2 separate regions of the Homo sapiens genome follow, and region 2 is linked to region 1. The links are chromatin loops, found by intact Hi-C in ENCODE. Cell type or tissue: PC-9. All regions are shown on one strand.

Region 1 (5,000 bases):
TACTTTCTATCTCTAAGAATTTGACTACTCTAGATATCTCATATAAGTAGAATCATACAATATTTGCCCTTTGGTGACTGGCTTATTATACCTGGCGTAAGGTCCTCAAGGTTCATCCATGTTGTAGCATGTGTCAGAATTTCCTTCCTTTTTAAGGCTGAATTCCTTCGTGTGAGTATATGACATTTTGTTTATTTACTCAACCAGCAATAGACAGATTGGGTTGCTTCCACTTTTGGCTATTGTGAATAATACTGCTAGGAACATCTGATCAAGCCCCTGCTTTCAATTTTTTTGGGTATATACCCAGAAGTGAAATTGCTGGATCGTGTGCTAATTCTACTTTTAAAATCTTGAGGATCTTCCACACTGTTTTCCACAGTAGCTGCACCATTTTACACTCCCACCAGCAGTGTAGAAGGTTCCCAATTTCTTTAAATCCTCTCCAACGCTTGTTACTTTTTTTTAAGTGACAACCATCCTAATGGGTATTTAATAAAGTTTTTTTATTAGAATCATTTTTCTTTCTTCTTGTAAGCCACATCACTCATGCATGCTTCAGCTAACCACGCAACCCTGCTTTTTCATCTTCATTAAACATCAGCCTTTCACAGGATAACACTTGAGCTGTCTATTGCAACCAAGTTATAATCCTGCCTACTGGAGCTTTCAAGAATGATACCACTTATGTTTGGGAATGATCCTCTGTGGATGAAAGTAGGCAAAACAACATACCCTTCATTTTCACACTGAAGAAGGTCAACAACAGGCTGTATAAGGTATGGATAAAGCCAAAGGACACTGTAATATTCTACAAAACAATTATCTGCAAACTGATGAGAAGTATCACATTAAATCTTCAGTATCAACTGTCATTAAATTTAACATGGAAATAGGTAAAATGAGACAGTTTAGAAATAAAATTGACTTTTTTTTAAAAAAAGAAACTATGGACTGGAAAGTGTATATACTTTAGATGATGTTCAGAGTGTAATAGATTCTAATGATCTATGTTTGTCAAGTCACTTAACGATTTTGTTTTTGTCCCAAGTGAAATAGTCACAAATCCCCAAATGAATTACTGAATGTGAACAAATTTCTTTTTTGCCTGTTATCATTCGCTTCCTCTTCTCAGTTCTTCCTGCACACCAGCATGTTACTAAATCAGGCACAGTGATAAGCAAGAAGCTTGCCCTCCATTGGTTTCTATCTTAAATAATTACAATCATTATCATCTAGAGCCATACAGCTGGTTCTTGTGGAGAAATGTTTATGATGCTATCTTCAAATTAATAACACTACAGAAGGAGAAGGGTAGAATAATGTCAGAGGCATTAATCAGTAACACTCCAATAAGTGGTTTATAGCATTATAGTCACCTGACTTGCATTTATGAGATGCGGGATATTCTTTTAACTGCTCTGTTTGAGGTTTTTGATGAACATAAGATTAATTAGAAGAGATTTTACTGCTGGTTCAAAGTATGTTGTTCCTCATCATGAATGTAATCATTGATGACTGAAATAACTCATTTTGTAGCAAAATCATATCATTTTGTAGCATGATATGATACACCATATCATATGGTGTAATGATTTAAAAAAGCATTATTTTATCATTACACCATATGCCACTGTAGTTGAGGCTTCGTCAGATTCCAAAGATACGTCATTTATCACAGAACTTCACCCTGAGGTAAACTGTGAGTTGAGATTCTATCAACAATAAACGTGATGACTTCATCGTTTCATTTAAAGAGAAGTAAGCTCTGTGACTGTATATTGCTAGCTTCCTGTACTTTATGCTTCTGTAGGCACAGAAAGTATTTTAAAACGTAGAATGGGGCTTTTCACACAAAGGAGTAACACAAAGGAATAGATCTGAAAGGACTGTCATCTGCGATCACTTCCTACCATCAGTTTTAAGTCAAATGGAAAAAGAGTTCTCATAAAAATGTCACTAGGTACTCTCAATGGCACTGAATTAGCTATTTGGGTACGGAAACGGATGTATTAAAGTATAAAAATTGAAACCCACCAAACGTGTATCAAGTAGGGGAAAATCTGCCTGCGCCCCTAGTGCCCAAAACACTTAACCCTGAAGTACCAGGTGTCCCCAACCGCGGGCAAACCCAATCTTGGTTCACTTTGGCGTCTCGGAACTGACAGGGCTCCGTCAGATCTTCCGTTTCCCTCCTGCGCGTCCGTGATATTGATTGACAGCCTCTCCCCTCCCACCCTCCCTGGCGGCCCAGCCAGGCAGGCTGTTTTGTCAGCTGCTCCGCCCAGGCCGGACGAGGCCGCAGCCTGCCAGCCGGCTCCGGCCTCCACACCGCGGGAGCACGCCCCGCCTCGGCCTCGCCGCCGCTCGGGCTGACACTCTGCCTCCGGGCCCGGGGAGACCTTTCCATCTGCAAATAACACTGGAGAATTCAGACTAATCGGTTCAGCTTCCCTGAGGCAAAGGGGAAAAAAAAATGTTTCTTCAAAGGAAAAGGATTAAGAGGGAAAGTGAGCAAAGGCTTGCCTGGTCTCCACTTAGGGAATCTGAAAGAGCACAATCAATTGAACAAATGCTTCACCTAATCATGGGGAAAGCAGGGTTGGAGAGGAGCTCTGTTTTGTGGGGTTTTGCTCTTGTAAGGTCACTTATGGAATCAGCTAATGGAAACAAGTTCTAAAGACTTAGACGGTGGAGAACATTTTCTTCACTCCACATTGTATTAGGTTGGTGCAAAAGTAATTGCTGTTTTTGCATTACTTTTTAAAAAATGGCAAAAACTGCAATTACTTTTGCACTAACCTGTCTTGTAATTTTTTGTTTTTCTCAAAAGGGTACTTTACTAGCCACAGTTCTTCATCCTGCACGCGCACACACACACACACACACACACACACACATCTATTGTTTATTCTGCTATTGAAGCAGTTACATAACAGGTTACCTGCAAAATGGGAGCTGGAAAAACATACATAGTTTTAATAAAGATCAAGCGACATTAGAGTCTATCATGGAAGAGCTCGATATATCCAAACTGGGAAACTATGAATCAAAATTTCATTAGAGAAATATTAGTGACTATTCTGACTTTTTTTTGTTTTTCCCTTTTTGATATTAGCCAGCTCTTCCTAAAAGTCTCTAGGCTGTTTCATCTGGAGTTCCCAAGCCCTCTTTCTCATTCATGATATCTACTTGGAAATTAGGTGTCTCAGTACAGCTGCTTGCTAATTGTAATTTAATTTGAATCTCACTTAAGAAAGCATTTTCTTTGGAGGGGGAGAAATCTTCAAGGAAAAAAATACTTTCAGGTCTTGATTTGTATAACTAACCCTTGCACTTGGTAGGTCATTAGATCTCACTAGTTTGTAATGCAATCAGAGTCAGCATTCTGCTCTTAAGGGCTACTCGGTAATTTGCTTGTTAATATATTAGCACACAGCATTGATCAAATGGCTAATCCAATCACACGCTTGTAATCGATCTCTTATTGATTACCTAGTCTGGTGATCACTTTTGTTGGGTTCAGTCAATAGTAAATGCCAAGTAGCCTTTCACACACCTAATTAGCTTATGAAATAAACCAAACATTTTGCTTGGCCCTGAAGGCAAAGATCAATGGAAAGCTTTGGGGCTGAATTCAGATGATTTTTTCATCAACTTTTCTTCCTCTCTTCTGCAGCCACTCAAGTTCACATTAACACTCTCCCTCTGGTTTGAAGACATCTGAAAAGCAGCTGCCATGGTGGAGACGCTGAAGCAGCTGTAAGCCATAAATCACAAGGGTGAGGGATTCTGGGTTGCACATTGGCATGTGGTCTGTCAGGCCAGAAAAATAGAGACATAAAAGAGCCAAAGGTCAGAGGTATGTAGAGTTTAGAAGCCTGAACTTGTGCTATATTTTATGCAAGGAAACCTTGGCATTGGTGGGTCTTTCCAAATACACTTTAACTTTACCGTGCTGACATGGTACTTGATTAGATCTTTACTTCTCTGAATGAGCTGACTGTAGCTTCCTGCTACTCATCTTGCTACTGTTAATTTGATCGTGTATCTTCTTGCCTTCATCCAGAGGACCAGTCCCTCCAAGGGTAATTGGGTTAAATAACAACTTTCCAGTTGCATCCAAGATTGTTAAAGTTTGAAATGAAAGCAGTATTGGAGATGGTTTGGCTGATGCTTATCACATGACTTTAAGGAAGAACCTACTCTTATGGACCCAACCCCATTCCTCACTTTCCCTATAGAATAGACCTCATCATAGAAACATTTGCCTAGGGCCTGAGTAATCACAGACCTGCCTGGTGATTCAAAGCAGGAAAGTGAGTAGGATAGCTTTCCTGGAAATTACTGACAGCTACACAGTTAATTTCCCGGAGCAATATATGGTAATGACTCTCAATGATGGGATGTTCCAAGTTCCAAAACACAACACCAGGCTGGTGGAGTGTAACCAAGTCTCTGTTGGCAAAGAAAAGTGTAGAACTGAAGCATGATCTAAAATCAATCCCAGAATTTTCCTGTCTGAATTGCCATTTTTAGAACAAAGAATTCACCAAATGACTTTCAATTTCTTTTTAAAGAAAAGCAAATTTCCGGAAACCATAGTTGGCTTATATGATTATGTCAAATTTTCCTGAGGATTTAAAACAATAGCTTTATGGTCAAAAATATAAGCAATCCATCAATCAATCAAACAAGTAAATCCACATACTTGGCAGGGCAGACGAAGCATTATTTGTCAGGGCAAATGAACACAAGTAACCTTTCCTTAGGACTTATCTAGACAATTTCACCAAATTTCATCTTGCTTTGAAGATAAGATCTATTAATACAATAAAAAGCAAAGTGATTATTTAAGTTTAGCTGTTTATCAATTTTTTAAAAAAAAAAATTCCTTTTTCAAAACCAGCTTTATAGAGTAGTTTATTTTGGTTATTTAGCATTTTTGGTGGTCTTCATGTTAAACACACACACACACACAAACTGTACATACCATTGTA
Region 2 (5,000 bases), 68 kb after region 1:
GGATGTGACAATGTGTGCTTTGGGTCATTGGAGTCACAGTTGTCTTCCATTGAGGTGCCCTCTGAGTCTCCTCCAGCTTCTCATCCTCATGTCTCAGGTAGTTAGCCCTAGGAAGTGGACCCCAGAAAGGGAGAGGAGAGTGGGAAGTTGATTTCTAGATTACTTTCAATGTTCATTAAGTACCTCTTCTTCCTGAGAACGATTCTCTTCCAGTAAAACTCCAGACTTACAGCCGTTCAAAAGACTTTGAACCTTTTTTTTAATTAATTAATTAATTTATTACTATTATACTTCAAGTTTTAGGGTACTTGTGCACAATGTGCAGGTTAGTTACATATGTATACATGTGCCATGCTGGTGCACTGCACCCACTAACTCGTCATCTAGCATTAGGAATATCTCCCAATGCTATCCCTCCCCACTTCCCTGCAACCCACAACAGTCCCCAGAGTGTGATGTTCCCCTTCCTGTGTCCATGTGTTCTCATTGTTCAATTCCCATCTATGAGTGAGAATATGCGGTTTTGGTTTTTTGTTCTTGCGATAGTTTACTGAGAATGATGATTTCCAATTTCATCCATGTCCCTACAAAGGACATGAACTGATCATTTTTTATGGCTGCATAGTATTCCATGGTGTATATGTGCCACATTTTCTTAATCCAGTCTATCATTGTTGGACATTTGGGTTGGTTCCAAGTCTTTGCTATTGTGAATAATGCCGCAATAAACATACGTGTGCATGTGTCTTTATAACAGCATGATTTATACTCCTTTGGGTATATACCCAGTAATGGGATGGCTGGGTCAAATGGTATTTCTAGTTCTAGATCCCTGAGGAATCGCCACACTGACTTTGAACCTTTAAAACAGAACAGAAGCAGGAGTAGGGAAGATTTTCCCCATCTTTCCAGGATCACCAACATACAGAAGTAATAAAAAAAATGTATATAGCTTTTTCTTAGAGAAACATAAAACATTCAGCTCATGTGCTGTTTAAATTAAGAACAAGGAAATGAAAGATTTATTCAACAAGTAAAATAAATATTTTTAAAAGAATTATCAGGCACATTTTATGTCCAGTTTGGGGCAAAGAGTGAGAAGAAGAGTAGGAATGATAGTGAAGTAGAGTGAGGAAGAAGCTGTGTAAAGAGAAATGTGAAGTATAGATGCAGTAAGAAGGAAAAGGGAAAATGAGAGAGAAAAAAGGCAAAATAGTCACTAGGGGAGAGAGAGGGTAGAAGGTTTCCATAGATTGTGAAGTATAAATCACAAGCTTCAGCACACTAGGACCATAGATTCCAGGATGTTATTATTATCTATTTAATAATTCATTCGCTGGACACCCACCACATACCTCTTCTGACTTGGGGCCTCTTCTGACTTGGGGAATATGGTATAAAACAAAACAAAGCACCTCTTTTTTTTTTTTAACTTATAGGTGATAAACAAGAAAATATGTGTTAGACATATTCTATTAAGATAAAAACAAAGCAAGGGAATATTTAGTGACTGAAAACACTGTTTTAGATTATGTGGTCAGTATGGTCTGTGAGGAGATGAAATTTAAGCTGAGATGTAAATAGAGGGAAGAATCTGACTTTGTGACAATATGACAATCACTCCAGGCCAAAAAAACAGGTACAAAGTCCTCAAAGCAAGAAGGGGTTTACCAAGTTAGAGGAAAAGACCAAAGGTGAGTGCGGCTGAGGTATGAGGAAAAAAGAGGCATAATACAATGTAAAAGAGTGATTTTTAGGGCAGTGAAACTACTCTGCATGATACTACGATATTGGATACATGTTATCATAAATTTGTCCAAACCCACAGAATTTACAACACAAAAGTGAACCCTAATGTAAACTGTGGCTCTGGGTGATAATAATGCATTAGTGCAGGTTCATCATTCTGGTGAAGGATGTTGATAATGAGAAGGGTATGCATGTGTAGAGGCAGGGGCTATATAGGAAATCTCTGTATCTTACACTCAATGTTGCTGTGAGCCTAAAACTACTCTAAAAAATAGAATCTATTAATAGTAAATAAAGTCAGAGTGGTAGGCAAGAGCTAGATTATGAAACACTGTAAGGAGACTGCTAGTAGGCTATTGTAATAATCCAAGCTGGAGGTGATAGTGACTCAGACTGGTGTAATGGCTGTCAGAATAATGTGCTTTGGCAAAGAGTCAGTTAATTTACTAATGGGCTGCATGTTACAAATAAGAGAGAGAGAAGAATCAGAGTTGTTTAATGAAATTTGAGATTGAGGAGTAGGTGGCCGATGATGCCATGTACTGAGCTGAAGAAACACAGGGGATGTGGAGGTTTTCTGTTATTGGTTTCAGTTGCATGTAGTGTTGTGGGGCTGGAGAATCAGAAGATCTCTTTGGACATGTGAAGTCTATGGAGCCTATTAGACATCCAGGTGGTGTTGAGTAGGAAGCTGGATATACAGCTCTAGAGCTCTTACTAAAATTCTTAATTTTCGCAATTTCTTTCTCTACAGATTTTCTATACTCAGATACTTTAACATGAGGAAAGTAAACAGGAATAATGGTGAGAATGAATCTCTGCACTGTCACATCATTAATCAAAACAATACTAGCGGCAAGATCTAGATAAAATCAAACTCAGGATCAAAGCAAACACTGAGTCATGAGGTCCATTGTTTCAGCAGAAAGGAAGTACATTCTCTACATGGAAACTTGAGAGGTTAATACCCTAGAAATCTGTAAATACCAAACTGGTCAAGTAAAAGAAAATAGGAAAAGAGATTACCTTAATTTGGATAAATTAACTTGGTGGGAAATACTCTTATCAGAGATGAATGTTTTCTGCAAGGCTTAAGGATTTGGAACACTAATTAAAAGTTACAAAATATGTAGATTTCAAACATATTTGTTATTTTGCTTATGTTGATGTATAAAGCTGATGTCAGTTTCTAGTTAACTATTTTATTAATATAAAATATTATTCATAAGATATCTCACATCAATAGGACCTGATCTCTAAAAGGTCAATTGTGTGTGTGATTTATAGGCATAGCCTGAGCCCAGTGCTCAATGTCTAAGTTAAGATAGAATATTATTTGATTAGTCATATTGTTTTAGCAGTTGAAATAAAATATAAGGAAATATTAACATGACAATAGCAAGCCAAATAGATCTATTTTTATATCTATAGATGAAACACTGCTCCGTAAGATTATATTTGAAATAATTTGTCAATACTTATTAAAAAATTTCAAAGAATACCCCATGCCCCAACACTCCCTCTTCATCAAGAAGCTTCACAATTAGGAGGAATGGAATGTCTGGCAAACTTAATGCATTGTATTAAAGTCTATAAAAAACAAAAAAAAGGGACCGGGCATGGTGGCTCACGCTTGTAATCCCAGCACTTTGGGAGGCCAAGGCGGGCGGATCACGAGGTCAAGAGTTCGAAACCAGCTTGGCCAACACAGTGAAACACCGTCTCTACTAAAAATACAAAAATTAGCTGGGTGTGGTGGCGTGCACCTGTAATCCCAGCAACCTGGGAGACTGAGGCAGGAGAATCGCTTGAACCTGACAGGCAGAAGTTGCAGTGAGCCAAGATCCAAGATTGCATCACTGCGCTCCAGCCTGGGCAACAGAGCTAGACTCTGTCTCAAAACAAACAAACAAACAAAAACAAAAACAAACAAAAAACAAAAACGGGGCCGGGATTGGTGGCTCAGGCCTGTAATCCCAGTACTTTGGGAGGCCGAGGCTGGCGGATCACCTGAGGTTGGGAGCTTGGGACCAGACTGACCAACATGGAGAAACCCTGTCTCTACTAAAAATACAAAATTAGCCAAGTGTGGTGGTGCATGCCTGTAATCCCAGGTACTCAGGAGGCTAAGGCAGGAGAATTGCTTGAACCCAGGAGGCAGAGGTGGTGAGCGGCGATCGTACCATTGCACTCCAGCCTGGGCAACAACAGTGAAACTCCATCTCCAAAAAAAAAAAAAGCAGGCAATTTTTGGCCACCTACATGCATATAGTCAAAAATAATTACCTTAAATGCAGGGAGAAATTTGTTTCAAAGTATTTAAAATATGCTTAATTTTAAGAATTGAGATTAAAAATATGAATTCAAAATGAATTTTGTTGCCTTTAAATAAGCATTATACACTCATATGACTTTCTCACAAGTACAGAAATTGTGTGTGCGTGTGTGTGTGTGTGTTCATAATCCCTTGGAAATTTCTTTCATGTAAGAAACACATACACACACACAGTATTTCCAGAATTCCAGATTTTAAAAATGCAGTATTTCAGATTAAAACCCAGTCTTGAATCTTACGTGTGCATATTCTGGCAAATTTCCTGTATGTATTTTGTATGTACATATGTTTTTGAACATCTGTAATATATAAGACAGAAATGAATGAGGCTGGAAGCTGGTGTGCTGATAGGGAGAGTGTGCCTCTCACAGAGCCTTAGGCTGTACTTATTTCTCTTCTACAATGTTTTCACTTTCCTTTCCACATTAGGCCATATCGGTTAGGGTGTTAGCACTAACCTGCAACAATATATCTCATAGATAACAATACACCCAATCTTTGGACTCTTGGCTTCTCCAAGAAATAGATTATATTGGTATATTTTCCCAATGACTAAAGAAAATAAGGATTTATCTAGATACAGTTCATCACTGTTCAAACCCCTTGTATGAGAACTTTCTAGGTAGTCTTTAGGTTCTTTTCCAAGTATCTGTGACACCAACTACTTTTGAAGAGTGCTAAAATGTTACTTTGCTATTGTTTTACCTGGCAAAAAAATAAAGTTAAAAAATCATATTTGCCATTAATTTATCTTTACTTAACACTAGAAAATGAGCCAAAATGTAATTCATAATGAGAATTTCAGCTAAAGCAGAATGATGGTACTTAGCATAAGACTAAGGTGACAAAAATTTGGTATCATTTTCCTTATACAAGTAATTACTTGTTTCAATCATTGATTTATACAAGTAACTTA

The links. Peaks named below come from ENCODE experiments on the same cell type or tissue, not always from the same donor. Only the 100,000 strongest peaks of a DNase experiment are listed, where the experiment ranks them.
Region 2: a loop joins it to region 1, with 4 times the contacts of the local background. A loop is called at or near these places in 3 of 110 quality-filtered maps.

The regions. Positions count from the first base shown.
Region 1 is chr6:100,226,828-100,231,827 of GRCh38, forward strand. No RefSeq gene overlaps it. Among named protein-coding and RNA genes, the nearest start is that of SIM1-AS1, 160 kb to the right of the region's middle. RefSeq lists a silencer at 2,341-2,430. In PC-9, no CTCF peak of the experiment used is centred here; DNase peaks (open chromatin) are centred at 2,274 and 4,274; H3K4me3 peaks cover 1,312 bases; H3K27ac peaks cover 1,005 bases.
Region 2 is chr6:100,294,785-100,299,784 of GRCh38, forward strand. No RefSeq gene overlaps it. Among named protein-coding and RNA genes, the nearest start is that of SIM1-AS1, 96 kb to the right of the region's middle. In PC-9, no CTCF peak of the experiment used is centred here; DNase peaks (open chromatin) are centred at 2,167 and 2,637; H3K4me3 peaks cover 1,084 bases; H3K27ac peaks cover 4,278 bases.